Linked DNA regions of Homo sapiens: all the other regions are linked to region 1. Evidence: chromatin contacts called from ENCODE Hi-C or POLR2A ChIA-PET data. All regions are on one chromosome and are shown on one strand. Each heading gives the region's core, a stretch centred on a gene start or an enhancer-like site at or near the end of the contact. The rest is flanking DNA. Distances are from core to core; before and after follow the strand shown.

The links. A loop is a pair of places that touch in the nucleus more often than their neighbours do. ChIA-PET counts read pairs that join two places held with the same protein, here RNA polymerase II (POLR2A). Pooled maps may share reads with other maps.
Region 2: a loop to region 1 is called in a map of CD8-positive, alpha-beta T cell, with 12 times the contacts of the local background. The contact joins the promoter of YARS1 here to the promoter of SNRNP40 in region 1. A Hi-C loop is called at or near these places in 3 of 168 maps with a recorded cell type or tissue (CD4-positive, alpha-beta T cell, CD8-positive, alpha-beta T cell and naive thymus-derived CD4-positive, alpha-beta T cell), 2 of 37 single-sample maps with no recorded cell type and 9 of 50 pooled maps.
Region 3: a map of CD4-positive, alpha-beta T cell shows a loop between it and region 1 (12-fold over the local background). The contact joins the promoter of ZBTB8OS here to the promoter of SNRNP40 in region 1. A Hi-C loop is called at or near these places in 4 of 168 maps with a recorded cell type or tissue (CD4-positive, alpha-beta T cell, CD8-positive, alpha-beta T cell, naive thymus-derived CD4-positive, alpha-beta T cell and 1 more) and 10 of 50 pooled maps. POLR2A ChIA-PET finds 5 or more read pairs at or near these places in 3 of 52 experiments (CD4-positive, alpha-beta T cell, CD8-positive, alpha-beta memory T cell and activated B cell).

What each region holds. Positions count from the first base shown.
Region 1 is chr1:31,294,794-31,299,000 of GRCh38, forward strand. SNRNP40 (small nuclear ribonucleoprotein U5 subunit 40) reads right to left here and starts at 1,995. Exons shown (of 10, transcript NM_004814.3): 1 at 1,818-1,995. The coding sequence starts at 1,958. ZCCHC17 (zinc finger CCHC-type containing 17) reads left to right here and starts at 2,239. Exons shown (of 8, transcript NM_016505.4): 1 at 2,239-2,282. RefSeq lists an enhancer at 1,764-1,973.
Region 2 is chr1:32,815,420-32,819,626 of GRCh38, forward strand. It overlaps YARS1 (tyrosyl-tRNA synthetase 1), which reads right to left and starts at 1,939. Exons shown (of 13, transcript NM_003680.4): 1 at 1,769-1,939. The coding sequence starts at 1,825. S100PBP (S100P binding protein) reads left to right here and starts at 2,234. Exons shown (of 7, transcript NM_022753.4): 1 at 2,234-2,270. RefSeq lists enhancers at 1,051-1,552, 1,553-2,052, 1,801-2,110, 2,478-2,647, 3,081-3,190 and 2 more.
Region 3 is chr1:32,647,593-32,651,799 of GRCh38, forward strand. ZBTB8OS (zinc finger and BTB domain containing 8 opposite strand) reads right to left here and starts at 2,958. Exons shown (of 7, transcript NM_178547.5): 1 at 2,841-2,958. The coding sequence starts at 2,937. It overlaps RBBP4 (RB binding protein 4, chromatin remodeling factor), which reads left to right and starts at 3,616. Exons shown (of 12, transcript NM_005610.3): 1 at 3,616-3,730. The coding sequence starts at 3,715. RefSeq lists silencers at 1-38, 3,295-3,864 and enhancers at 1,555-1,694, 2,828-3,415, 3,416-4,004, 4,165-4,207.

The DNA of each region.
Region 1 (4,207 bases), core at 745-3,244:
TAGCCAGGCATGGTGGCGGGCGCCTGTAATTCCAGCCACTCAGGAGGCTGAGGCAGGAGAATCGCTTGAACCCGGGTGGCGGAGGTTGCGGTGCACCGAGATTGCGCCACTCCACTCCAGCCTGGGTGACAAGAGCAAAATTCCATCTTAAAAAAAAAAAAAAGAAGTTACGTGCTAGGCACTGGGCAAACAGCAATGAACAAAATAAACAATGGAGCTCGCTGTTCCAGTGGGAAAGGGGGAAGGGAGAAGGGAAGGTGAGAGAAAACAAGCAAACTATATATGTGGTGTCATGTGCTATAGAGCAAAAGAAGGGATGGGGATGGTGGCTCATGCCTGTAATCTCAGCATTTTGGGAGGCCAAGGTGTGCGGATTGCTTGAGCTCAGGAGTGAAATCCTGTCTCTACAAAAAAATACAATTAGTTAGATGTGGTGGTGTGTGTCTGTGGTCCCAGCTACTCAGGAGGCTGAGGCAGGAGGATCACTTGAGCCCAGGTGGTGGAGGCTGTACTGAGCCAGTGGTCAACACAGAGAGATTGTCTAAAAACAAAAAAACAAAAAAAGAGAGAGAGAGAAGCAATGTGGGTTCCACAGTATGTGGTACTGCAATTTAAAATAGGGTGGTCAGGAAAATCCTCACTGAAAAAATTACATTTGGGCAAATATTCGCAGGAGCTGAATAGTAAACCATGTAAACATTTGTGAAGAGCAATCCCACAGAGAGGACAGCAAATGCAAAGGTCCTGAAGCAGAGGCTTGGAAGAGAGAGTAACTGAAGCCAGGTGAGCAATAAGAAATTGGTCAGAGAGGTAAAGGGAAAGAGGGCAAATAATTACAAGAATTTTGGTTTTTACTCTGGATGAAGTACAAAGCCACCAGAAAGTTTTCTGCAGAGTGTAATGTGATCTGATGTTTAGAAGGATTCCTTTGGTTATTGGCTTGGTAACAGGTGCTGATACAAAGGTAGAAAGTGGAAGACCAGTTAGGGTCCCACTACAAAAATGCCAGATGAGATAATAATGGCTTAGGCCATGAGGCAATGATGGAGATGGTAGAAGTAGCAATTCTAGACCTATTTTGAGGACGGTGCCAGCAGGATTTATTGAGGAGATGTGAGGACACTCGTATTTCCTCGTCTGAGCCTAAACAGGACATTAGAAGTGTGATCACTATTTCTATCTTACAAAAAATGTAGTTAGGAGCATGGTTTCTCAGTTCGAAATCTGCTTCTATCACGTACTTGGTAAGTCTGTTTTTCCATCTGCAAAATGGGTTAATAACGTTCCTAACAGGCTGCTACCAAGATCAATGGAAATTTCATATACGAAACACTTTAGTACAAGAGTCAATGAATGTTAGCTGCTATTTAGTTGTTAATAATACTAGTGCAGAGAAATAAAGGGAAAAGCAACTTGCCCAAAGTCCCAAAACGAGCCAACACAAATCATTTCCCTTTTTTCTTCCCTCCCTCATTCATTCATTCTACACACTCTTCGGAATTTTTGTTCTATGCCAGATCCATGTTAGAGTCAGGATGCTTAAACCCGGGTCAGGGTTTTGAGCCCAAGGTCCTCAACTCTAATTCTAATGCTATCTCAGGGCAGTCGAGAGGCTGAAAACGGGCGCCAAACGGGGGAACACGTACGCAGCATTCGCAGGCTATGGGGAGCTTTTACAGTGTTTATGTGCTTTAACTCTGCGTAGAAACTCTCGTTCTGCCCCCGCAATGCGGGAAAGGGTCAGGGATCACCAGATACAGCGCTCTGAGGGGAGGAAGATGAGCTGAGGGCCAAAGGCCGCCTGCTTCTTCACTTACCGCTTGCAGCAAGGCTCCCGGCGTCGCCTGCTGCTGCCCGGCTCCTGGGCCAGACCCCGCTCCCAACAGCAACTCATGCCGCTGCCGCTTGACTGGAACCAGCGGCAACTCTGGGCCCTTACGCTTCTGCTGTTCTATCATGGCGGCAACCGGTCTCTTCAGCGCCGCCACTGACCGCGCTGCCGCTCTCAGGCGCCACGCAATTGGTTCCAAATTAGTCCTTCCTCCACAACTTCCAGCTTGGAAGAACCAATCGGCTTTCAATATTTCCATTTGCACCGCCCTCGGATAGTCTCTTGTTATTGGGCATATCTTTCTGACGTCATGAGAGTGCGATACCAGGATTGGTGGACGGAGCTGGCGACCGCCCTAGGCGCGCTGGGTCTTGTGGGTGGAAACGCGCTGGCTGACTGGGGTCGGCGTTTAGTTCAGCGCAGCGACTCGGGGACCTGGAGCTGACGCCTAGTACGTATGAGGAAGAACGGGGTGGGTGGCTGCCTGAGTCTGGAGGCGACGCCTCGGTTGTGCAGTCTGAACCTGCCCTTCTCAGCTGAGGGTGCTGACAGCAAGGGGTGGGAGGCGGGCCCCGAGTCCCCAGCTGTGGTAAGTAGTAGCCTGGGCTCCCTTTCGGGGCAGGAGCGGAGCCTTGGGGTCTCTGGCGGCAAGACCCAGCCCCTGCGGCTCCCTTCTTCAAGAGCGCCCATCGTGGCCAGTCCTGTGCCGGGCATTCCCAGGGAGAAAGGCCTGCGTCCCAGCCTCCTCCGGTGCCCCATTTGGCCGAGGAGGCTGACTTGTTTCTGCCACTGATTTTGCAGTTTTTGATCAGGGCCTACTGTATGCCCCCCTGAGAGAGACAGTGATGAAGGAAATGTCCGACTCCTTCTCCAGAGCACAGTCTTGTTGAGAAATTTGAGACTCATGCCCATGAACGTGGTCATTGCCTCAGTCGTCCTGCTGATATTCATTTAGCAGCGCGTTGGGGGTATGTTGTGAACCGGGCACGGTCCCTACTCTCAGGGCGTTTAACTCTGGTGGGGAAAACGTTAAACAATGACCTCACTAATACATGGAAATGCCTCCTACTGCTGCCTGATGCTATGAGTGCCTGAAATAAGCAGGAAGGTTTTTCAGAGGAAAAGATGCCTGCGCTGGTAGCTGCAGGAAGTGTTGTAATTAATTAGGTGAAGAAGTGAAGGCAGAACCTTCCATAGAGAACTACTTGTTCAGAGCCCTGAGGCACTTGGGAGGAAAATGACTAAAAGCACAAAGAGCCAGTGTGGCTGGTACAAAGAGAATGAAGGGAGTATGGTACAAGATGAAGCTGTACGTGATAGCGGTCAGACCTTGCAGGAATTTGTAGCTTTTATTTTAAAACGGATGAGATACCACTGAGCCGTCTTCCCCCAGTGGGGTGTGGTGGAGGAGGGGACTTGATCCCTCAGGCTCAGTGGTGTGAACAGACGGGGGTTGGGGAAGCCCTAGTCGATGTATGTGGACCACTTGGGATATGCAGTAATCCTGGTCAGAGATGTCAGTGAGGACTGAGATATGGGTGGAACTGCAGAGAATTGGACAGATTCTAGAGGTATATAGGAGGTAAAATGGGTGGGACTTGGTGATGGGTTGATTTTAGGGAGTGAAGAGAGGAATCAAAGGTAACTCCTAGGTTTCTGGCTTATGTAGTTGAATAGATGGTGGTACCATTCACTCACTATCACGGAATCCCTCAAGCTGGATAGGGAACACTAGAAGATGATTAGAGACCAGTTTTTTTTTGTTTTTTTTTTTTTTTTGAGACAGGTTCTTGCTCTGTCGCCCAGGCTGGAGTGTGGTGGTGCAACCTTGGCTCACTGCAACCTCCACCTCCCAGGTTCAAGCAATTCTCCTGCCTTAGCCTCCCCAGTAGCTGGGATTACAGGCGCCTCCACTGTGCCCGGCCAATTTTTGTATTTTTGGTGGAGATGGGGTTCCACCATATTGGCCAGGCTGGTCTCCAACTCCTGGCCTCAAGTGATCCACCTGCCTCAGCCTCCCAAAATTCTGGGATTACAGGCCTGAGCCACTGCTCCCAGCTGAGATCAGTTTTTATTGATTGATTGATTGATTGTGTGGGGTCATTCATGACATCCAAGAGGCAGTTTGAAATACAGCTTTGTGCTCAGAAGAGAGATTTGTGTTGGGAATATAAAATTGGGCATAATTTGTATATACATGAATTGAGCCATAGGTGTGGGTAAGGTCAGCTAAGTCAGAACCTTGACTAGTTCCAACATTTAATGGTGAAGAACAGGTGAACCTACAGGAGATACAGAAGAAAGGAAGGAGGACTGGAAGAATGTCTCAGAAGCAAAAGAATGATTTGTGATAGAAATTTCTAGAATTTAAATAAC
Region 2 (4,207 bases), core at 689-3,188, 1.5 Mb after region 1:
AACCAGCACTATTTTATGGAGAGAGAATAGGAAACAAAGAATCTAGCTAGGGGAAGCGTGCAAAAACCTTTGGTTAAGACTAAGTTGTAAATGGAATAACCCAAATGTCCATCAACTGATGAACGGATAAACAAAATGTATATCCATACAACAGAGTATCATTCAACCATAAAAAGGAATGACGTTCTGCTAGGTGCAAATACATGCATGAACTTTGAAAACATTATGCTAAGTGCAAAAAGTCAGACACAACAAACATATTGTATGATTCTAGTTACAGGAAATGCCCAGAATACGCAAATACCTGGAGACAGAGAGTAGATTAGTGTTTCTCTAAGGCTAGGAGTAGTGGGTAATAGGTAGCGTCTGCTAACGGGTGCAAGTTTTATTAGATAGTGTGATGGTTGTGGCCGGGAGCCGTGGCTCACGCCTGTAATCCCAGCACTCTGGGAGGCCAAGGAGGGTGGATCACGAGGTCAGGAGATCGAGACCACCCTGGCTAACACGGTGAAACCCCGTCTCTACTAAAAATACAAAAAATTAGCCGGGCGTGGGGGCGGTCACCTGTAGTCCCAGCTACTCGGGAGGCTGAGGCAGGAGAATGGCGTGAACCTGGGAGGCGGAGGTTGCAATGAGCCGAGATTGGGCCACTGCACTCCAGCCTGGGCGACAGAGCGAGACTCCGCCTCAAAAAAAAAAAAAAAAAAAAAGATAGTGTGATGGTTGCACAACCTTGTGAACATACTAAAACCCACTGAATTGTGCACTTTAAAAGGGTGAATTTTATAGTATGTGAAGTACATCTCTAAAAAGAAAAAACAGAACAGGCTGTGTGGCCCAACTGATTTATCACTACTCTTAGAAGGAAGCCCAATTTAAAATTGAACAGAATAAGGCCTGCAAGGCTCCCGTGACTTGGTCCCTGCCTACCTCTCTTAAACAAATAAATAAAATGTATACTATGTAGAAACAATAACAAAAAAAAGGCAGAGCAAGGTATGGGGCAGTTCTGGTGCCAGAGGGTTTGTTATTTAAATAAAGTGGTCGGAAATCATGCGTCGCTGATAAGGTGACAACAGTCAGAAGCCTGAAAAAGTTAAGGGGTAAGCAATATAAATATTTAAGTGCTTCCTCATAACTTTGCTCACTCCACTCCAGCTAAATTTGCCACAATTTCTGTTTCCTCCATCTGAAATGCTCTCCCTCCTTATTCTTCCATTCTTCCTCTGGTTCACTTCTACTCCTGTAGTTCTTGGTAACAAACGGAACATTTGTGGAGTGAGGGGGGGGGATCCATTTCCTTCAAGGCGCAGTTTGGAGGTCACTTCCTCAGGGAAGCCTTCCCTTCTCTCTTTCCCTTTAAAGCTCCCAGTATAGCATCTTCCAGTACTTACTTGAACCGTAATGGGTCATTTTTAACGTCTGATCCCCTTCAGACAAGCTCTGGCAGGCCCTTGACGTATCCCCAGCGACTAAGCACCACGTCTGGCACTTAATAGGGGGGTGGAATGGGAGTCCTGGATTCAAAGTTTGGCTCCAACACAAGACAACTGGACGCAAGAGGTGAGCCCACTGTGATTTCTGGGGAACCCAGGGAAGGGCTGCTTGATTGACTGACCGACCAGCAGTGAGATCTACAGGCTCTCTCAGAGCTGCGCCAGCGCCGAGTCCCCGGCCCCACATACTTAGAACCCCGTAATGGGGCTCAAAATCACTGAACCTCGGGCTCCTAATCCCCAACGGCGCATTTCCAACCCCCAGGCCTGACCTGCAGGTTCCGGGTGATAAGGTGCAGTTTCTCTTCAGGGCTGGGAGCGTCCCCCATGGCTCCGCTACCCCTGCTTCCCCCGCTCAGCCCGGCACCAGAGCCCCTTCCTGGGTCACCGTCGCCGCCGCGTGCCGGGAACTGTCACGCGAGTCCAGCCAGGTTGCATCAGCTGGGCTCGGCGCTCCGCTTACTCGGCCTGGACCCCTCCGGCAGCGGCCGGAAAAAGTGAGGAGCAGCAGAGAGTCGAGCAGGTCGATGAGACGGGAAAAGGTGGAGCCAGTGGGCACGGTGGGCGGTGCGGAGGGCGGGGCTGAGGCGCCTGAGCGGGGCACAACCCTCCTAGAGGCGGGACGGTTTCCTGCCAATCACTGCTGGTTTGCCCTCCCCCTGGTGTTGGCCCGGCTGACTCGGGGTAGGGGAGGTCGGGGAGGGGGCGATAAAATGGCGCAGGGGGCGGAGTGAGGCGCAGTCGTTCGCCCAGGCTTTGGCCCGGCTTCCGGAGGTGAAGAGCGGGAGGGACGAGGGGGTCGGCGTTACCCGGCTTGGAGGGGGATGGGGGCGCCTGTTGCTTCTCCAGGGGGTTGCGCACGCCGTCCGCCCCTTGGAGGGATTGGGAGGCCCACGCCCTGCTGCGAGAAGGGCGCGTTCTAGCTCCTGAGGTGATGGCGAGGGAATGTCCCTGCCCCTCCACCTCCAAGTCGGCGGGCGACAGATGCCCCTCACCCCGCTGAGGAAAAGGGAAGCTCCCTGGTCGTCTTGAGAGTCGGGGAGCGCCGTCTGCAGTCCCCTGCCCAGTGGGGGTGGGGGCCGCCTCTGTCCCGGCCGGCTCGGCGGGAGGCTGTTGCTGGCGGGAAGATAGCCGCGGGCTTTTCTGCCGCGTCTCGCGGGTGGGGGCAGGAAGAGGACGACCCATTCCCTGGGGAGATCTGAGGACGGTGGTCCCCGGGAGAGGAGCGCACAGCACAGGCCTGCTGAGGGGCGGGTTTGCCCCTACTGGGGGAGGGGCGGGGAGAAAACTCTCGCTTCTCCCGCTTTCCGCCGGGAGGCGGGAATTCGCGGTGTCCCCGGGGGAGGGAGACGCAAAGGCCCTTCCTGGAAGGCGACACCGTCCCGGGCCGTTGCATTTGTGAGAGAGAGCCAAGGCAGTATCCTCCAAAGGTTGGGCCTGGGCCACCCTTTCTCCGGCTCCTCAAGGGCTGGAGGCGGCGTCACCAGTTACTTCCAGGGCAAGAGGGAAAGCAGTTATTACCTCAGTGGGCCCTGGAAAGGTCCTAGAAGTGGTTGAATTGCCCACGGCCTGCCCTAACCTGATCTCCGGTGTTTTGTGTATTTATTAGGGACTCCAAGCTCTACCAGACCTGCCTGAAGTGTTTTAAAGCACATTTTCTTTTTGAAAAGAAACCTGTTGCTGCAGCTTAGCGCATCTGTTCTCTGTGTCCATGTGGGAGGAGAATCCTGGCACCCTCATCTAGTGAAATGTTACCTAAAGCAAAGATTTGCAGCCCTGGGTTGTTTTTTCCGTCCTGCAGTGTTTTTAGTTACTTCGAAGGAATTTGCAAAACTGTTACAGATAATTTCAGTTCTTTTTGATTTTTTGTAAATGTTGTGCCTATTTTTTATGGAGTGATAAAGCCTGCTGAGTGCGTTTCGTGCTGTGTGCTTCACATGTATTGCATTTGGGAAAGGTTGGAAATCAAAGGCCAGGGGGAAGTCTTGTCCACTGGAAATAATCTCTGCTCTTGGCTGTACCTGTCAGACCCTGCTTGGTAATGGTCTTGACTTTAGAGCTTGAAAGAGGATGTGGGCTTGCATCTGGTGTTGCAGTTTTAGTGGCCTCAATAAAGTAAGGCTTTGTGCTCGAAGGCAGTAGGTTTTCTGAGGTGAGATAAAAATAGAAAGGGAACCAGTTTCTGAGGTTGCAACCAGGAGGTTCGAGAACAGAGAGGGGGTGGTAAACTGAAGTGTGAAGAAGGGGGTGGACAGGTGAGAGAGATGTGGAAGGACAGAATGGGGTCACAGAAAGGATGGGGTGTAGAGGAACTAAGAAATAGAATTAGAAGATCGGAAAAATATTCTTCCCTTAAAAATGAAGGGATATGGCCAGACATGGTGGCTCACGCCTGTAATCCCAGCACTTGGGGAGGCCGAGGCCGGAGGATTGCTTGAGGCCAGGAGTTCAAGACTAGACTGGCCAACATAGCAAAACCCCATCTCTACTGTAAATACAAAAATTAGCCTAGCATGGTGGACGCCTGTAATCCCAGCTACTGGGAGGCTGTGGCATGAGAATCGCTTGAAACTGGGAGGCAGAGGTTGCAGTGAGCCCAGATCACGCCACTGCATTTCAGCCTGGGTGATTGAGTGAGACCCTGTCTCAAAAATAAAAATAAAATAAAAAAATAAAGGGGTCCCCATATTTTAAGTGGAGGTTACCAGACA
Region 3 (4,207 bases), core at 1,708-4,207, 1.4 Mb after region 1:
CATTACTGCCTGAGCTCCACTTCCTTTCAGATCAGGCACAGCATTAGATTCTCATAGGAGCTTGAACACTATTGTGAACTGCACATTGAGGGATCTAGGCTGTGTGCTCCTTATGAGAATCTAAAGCCTGATGATCTGTCATCCCCAGATGGGACCATCTAGTTACAAGAAAACAAGTTCAGGGCTCCCACTGATTCTATATTACAGTGAGTTGTATAATTATTTCATTATATATTACAACGTAATAATAATAGAAATAAAATGCACAATAAATGTAATGCGCTTGAATCATCCTGAAACCATCCTCCCCTACAACCCCCGTTGGTGGAAAAACTGACTTCCGTGAAACCAGTCCCTAGTGCCAAAAAGGTTGGGGACCGCTGGTTAATGAACTGCATTGCATAAAAACACTTTCTGCCTAGTAAGAAAAACCAACAACCCAAGACAAAAAAAAAATAACCCAAGAGAAAAAAGGGCTAAGAATATTAACATACACACCCCAGAATGGGAAATACAAATAGCTTCCAAAACAGTATAATATGTTCAACTTCACTTACAATAAGAAAAATACAGTAAGTATACTTTACAAATTAGAAAAGATAAAAAAGTATGGTAACAATTAGTAGAAGTGGGAGGAAAGAGGCACATTCACACAATACTAGTGAAAGTATAAATTGGTACAACTCCTATAGAGAGCAATTTGGCAATAACTGTCCAAGTTAAAATATCCTTTTAAAAAATGTAGGAGTCTTAGCAATGGAAACAAAAAAAACTTGGAGAACTTGATTCTACAGATTCACTTGCACATGTACAAAACAGTGGATGTACAAGTGTATTCACTGCTGCACTGTTTCTAATACCACAAGAGTAGAAATAGCCTAAACGTCCATCAACTGAAAATTGGTTAAAGCAAATGCTAGAACATCTAGGTATGTACATGTAAGAAAAAGGTAACGATGACTGCTCTACAGAGGGGGACTAGGTAGTTGAGGATGGGGGCTGCCAGAGTTACTTTTCACTGCCTATGTTACACTTTCTGAATTTCAAATCAATATATATGACCTATTAAAAATAATTTTTTTTTGAGATGGAGTCTGGCTCTGTCGCCCAGGCTGGAGTGCAGTGGTGCAATCTCGGCTCACTGCAACCTCCGCCTCCCAGGTTCAAGCGATTCTCCTGCCTCAGCCGCCCAAGCAGCTGGGATTACAGGCACCCACCACCATGCCTAGCTAATTTTTGTATTTTTAGTAGAGATGGGGTTTCACCATGTTGGCCAGGCCAGGCTGATCTCAAGCTCCTGACCTCAGGTGATCCACCCGCCTCAACCTCCCAAAGTGCTGGGATTACAGGCGTGAGCCACAGCACCAGGCCTTTTTTTTTTTTTTTTTTTTTTTGAGACAGTCTCACTCTGTTGCCCAGGCTGGAGTGCAGTGGTGTGATCTCGGCTCACTGCAGCCTCCACCCTCCTGGGTTCAAGCAATTCTCCTGCCTCAGCCTCCCGAGTAGCTGGGATTACAGGCGCCCACCATCATGCGCAGCTAATTTTTGTATTTTTAGTAGAGACGGGGTTTCACCATGTTGGCCAGGCTGGTCTGGAACTCCTGACCTCAGGTGATCCACCCACGTCAGTCTCGCAAAGTGCTGGGATTATAAGTGTGAGCCACCGCAAACGGCCTATAATATTTTAAAATTGTTTTTAAGTGAGAGAAGGGGATATGCTAGGAGGTATGCCAGCTCCAGAAAGCACATTGCCTAGAATACTATGGTAAATAAGTAGATTTTACAGAGAGGACAATGAGAAATTAATGAAAGATTTTAAGCAGATAAATAAAAGTCAGATTTGTGCTCCCCAAACCACAGCTACCTTTAGGGATGACAGCTTAACGTTTAATATAGAATTTAAGAGACAAAGATAGGTTATGTGATTTGCCTAAAGTCACTAAGCGAATAAATGGCAAAACCAGCTGGGCACTGCAGCGCGGGCTATGATCGCTCCATTGCACTCCAGCCTGGACGACAGAGCGAGACCCCATCTCTAAAAACACACACACACACACACACACACACACACACACATTTTTTTTTTTTTTTGAGACAGAGTTTCGCTCGTTGCCCAGGCTGGAGTGCAATGGGGCGATCTCGGCTCACCGCAACCTCCGCCTCCCGGGTTCAAGCGATTCTCCTGCCTCAGTCTCCCGAGTAGCTGGGATTACAGACATGCTCCACCACGCCCAGCTAATTTTGTATTTTTAGTAGAGACGGGGTTTTTCCATGTTGGTCAGGCTGATCTCGAACTTCCGACCTCAGGTGATCCGCCCGCCTCGGCCTCCCAAAGTGCTGGGATCACAGGCCTCAGCCACCGAGCCCGGCCTAAAATAATCATTTTTAAAAATCACAATCATAAATGGCAAAACCAGGTTTTTTGCTAATATGATCGAGGTGAAACATCAAGTTAGAAATCCCCTAATTAGCTTTCCGAGTCCTCTAACCTCGCACACTCTAATCTCACCGTTGGGAAATACATGGGGGTAACAACCCTGCAAACGCCTGAAAATATGGTTATCTTTAGAATTTACGAAGATAAATGTGATTAGGCACATGTGGAAGAAGTTCAAGAGACTGTAAATGAGGGAGGCCAGGTTTCGCGACTATTAAACCAGGTGGCTTTTTCCTTCAGCATCCCCAGGAGAAGTACGAACGCGACTACAACAGCCGGCACAAATGGGATCATGCCTGAAGTACCCATGGGGCACAGTAGAAAGAGCAGCAGGAAGCCGCGGGTAAGGAGAGGGGATGCCTGTGTGCTTACATGTAAAGAGAGAAGTAAGCCACCTACTCACACTCGTACTTCCTATTGACTGGCGGATACTTGGCCTTGATCGCCTTCTGTTCTTCAGTCAAATTGTAATCTCTAACATCTTCCTCTTCCTGCGCCATGACTGCAGGATTAGACACTCTACTTCCGCCCTTCATCCACCGGACTTCGGCCCGGAGTTACTACTTCCGCTCTAGACTCCGCCCCTTGGCGCACACCCTTAAAGGACCACACTCCTTTCTCGGAGTTGGCTGTTGACCTACTTTAGTCCCTACCCTGCCGCTTGGATCGCATATTTAAAAAGCCAAAACCCCATCTTCTGCGATTCCTTCATTACTAGTTCTTTCCAAAGACTAAGGAAAAACGTTGAAGGGCACCTTGAATGAAACCCGTCTGGGTCTGACTGGCGAGGTTCTTTCCCCCGCTTCACCCCCAAAATTGATAACTAGACCCGAAGGCATTCTAGATTTTTCATCTCAGTACTCTGAAAGGGTCGTAAGCTTAATAGCCTTCAAGAAAATGGCTGCCCTCTTGCCGCGGGAGTGTGCGGACCAAACCTCTCTCACGTGACCCTGACCGGGCGCAGTCCCGTCAACGCCGGCGCGCGCAATCGCTGGAAGTCGGCTCGGGGAGGCGTGGGGGGAGGGGCGGAGCGCGCGCCTCGGTCCCCGCGGAAAGCTACTCCGCGCGTCTGGATTGGTCGCGAACGCGGCTTCCCCGCCCATCCCGCCATTAGGAGCGCTCCCATTGGCTGATGTTGGCGCGAAGGTGCGCGAGTCAGCCCTCGCGCTGGGGGCGCAGGAAACAATAGAGGCCGCGCGCACAGAGCGAGCTCTTGCAGCCTCCCCGCCCCTCCCGCAACGCTCGACCCCAGGATTCCCCCGGCTCGCCTGCCCGCCATGGCCGACAAGGAAGGTGAGGGTGCCGGGGCCGACCCAGGAGGGCAGTGGGTGCCTGGGCTGAGCCGCGGCCTCGACATGGCCTAACAGTGAGGGCAGGCCCGAGTTTGCCGAGTGCAGTCCCCGGTACTGAAGGCGTGAAGAGGGAACTCCCCGCGGGGCGTGCTAACGGCTCGCCAGTTCCCTGGGACCGATTTCGGTCGCAGCTGGCGAAGCCAGCGGTGGGGCCCCCGGCCAGTGTTTGTTTCTCTTCCTGCCTCCGATATCGGTTTCTCGGCCTCTGTCCCGAGCGTGGGGACACCGCTTCCTACCCACAAGGCTCGGAGCTCGGGCCTCCTCGTCGGGCTTGTGAGTTTCGGCGCGCACGAGCGTGCTCCGAAGGCCTGGCTGGCCCCTTGGCCTGGAACGGGTAACGGAGTGTTTGGCGGGGATGGCCCGAGGAGTTTCGGCGCCGCGAAAGTGGAGAGTGTGGATGCCTCTGCCGTGGGGATTT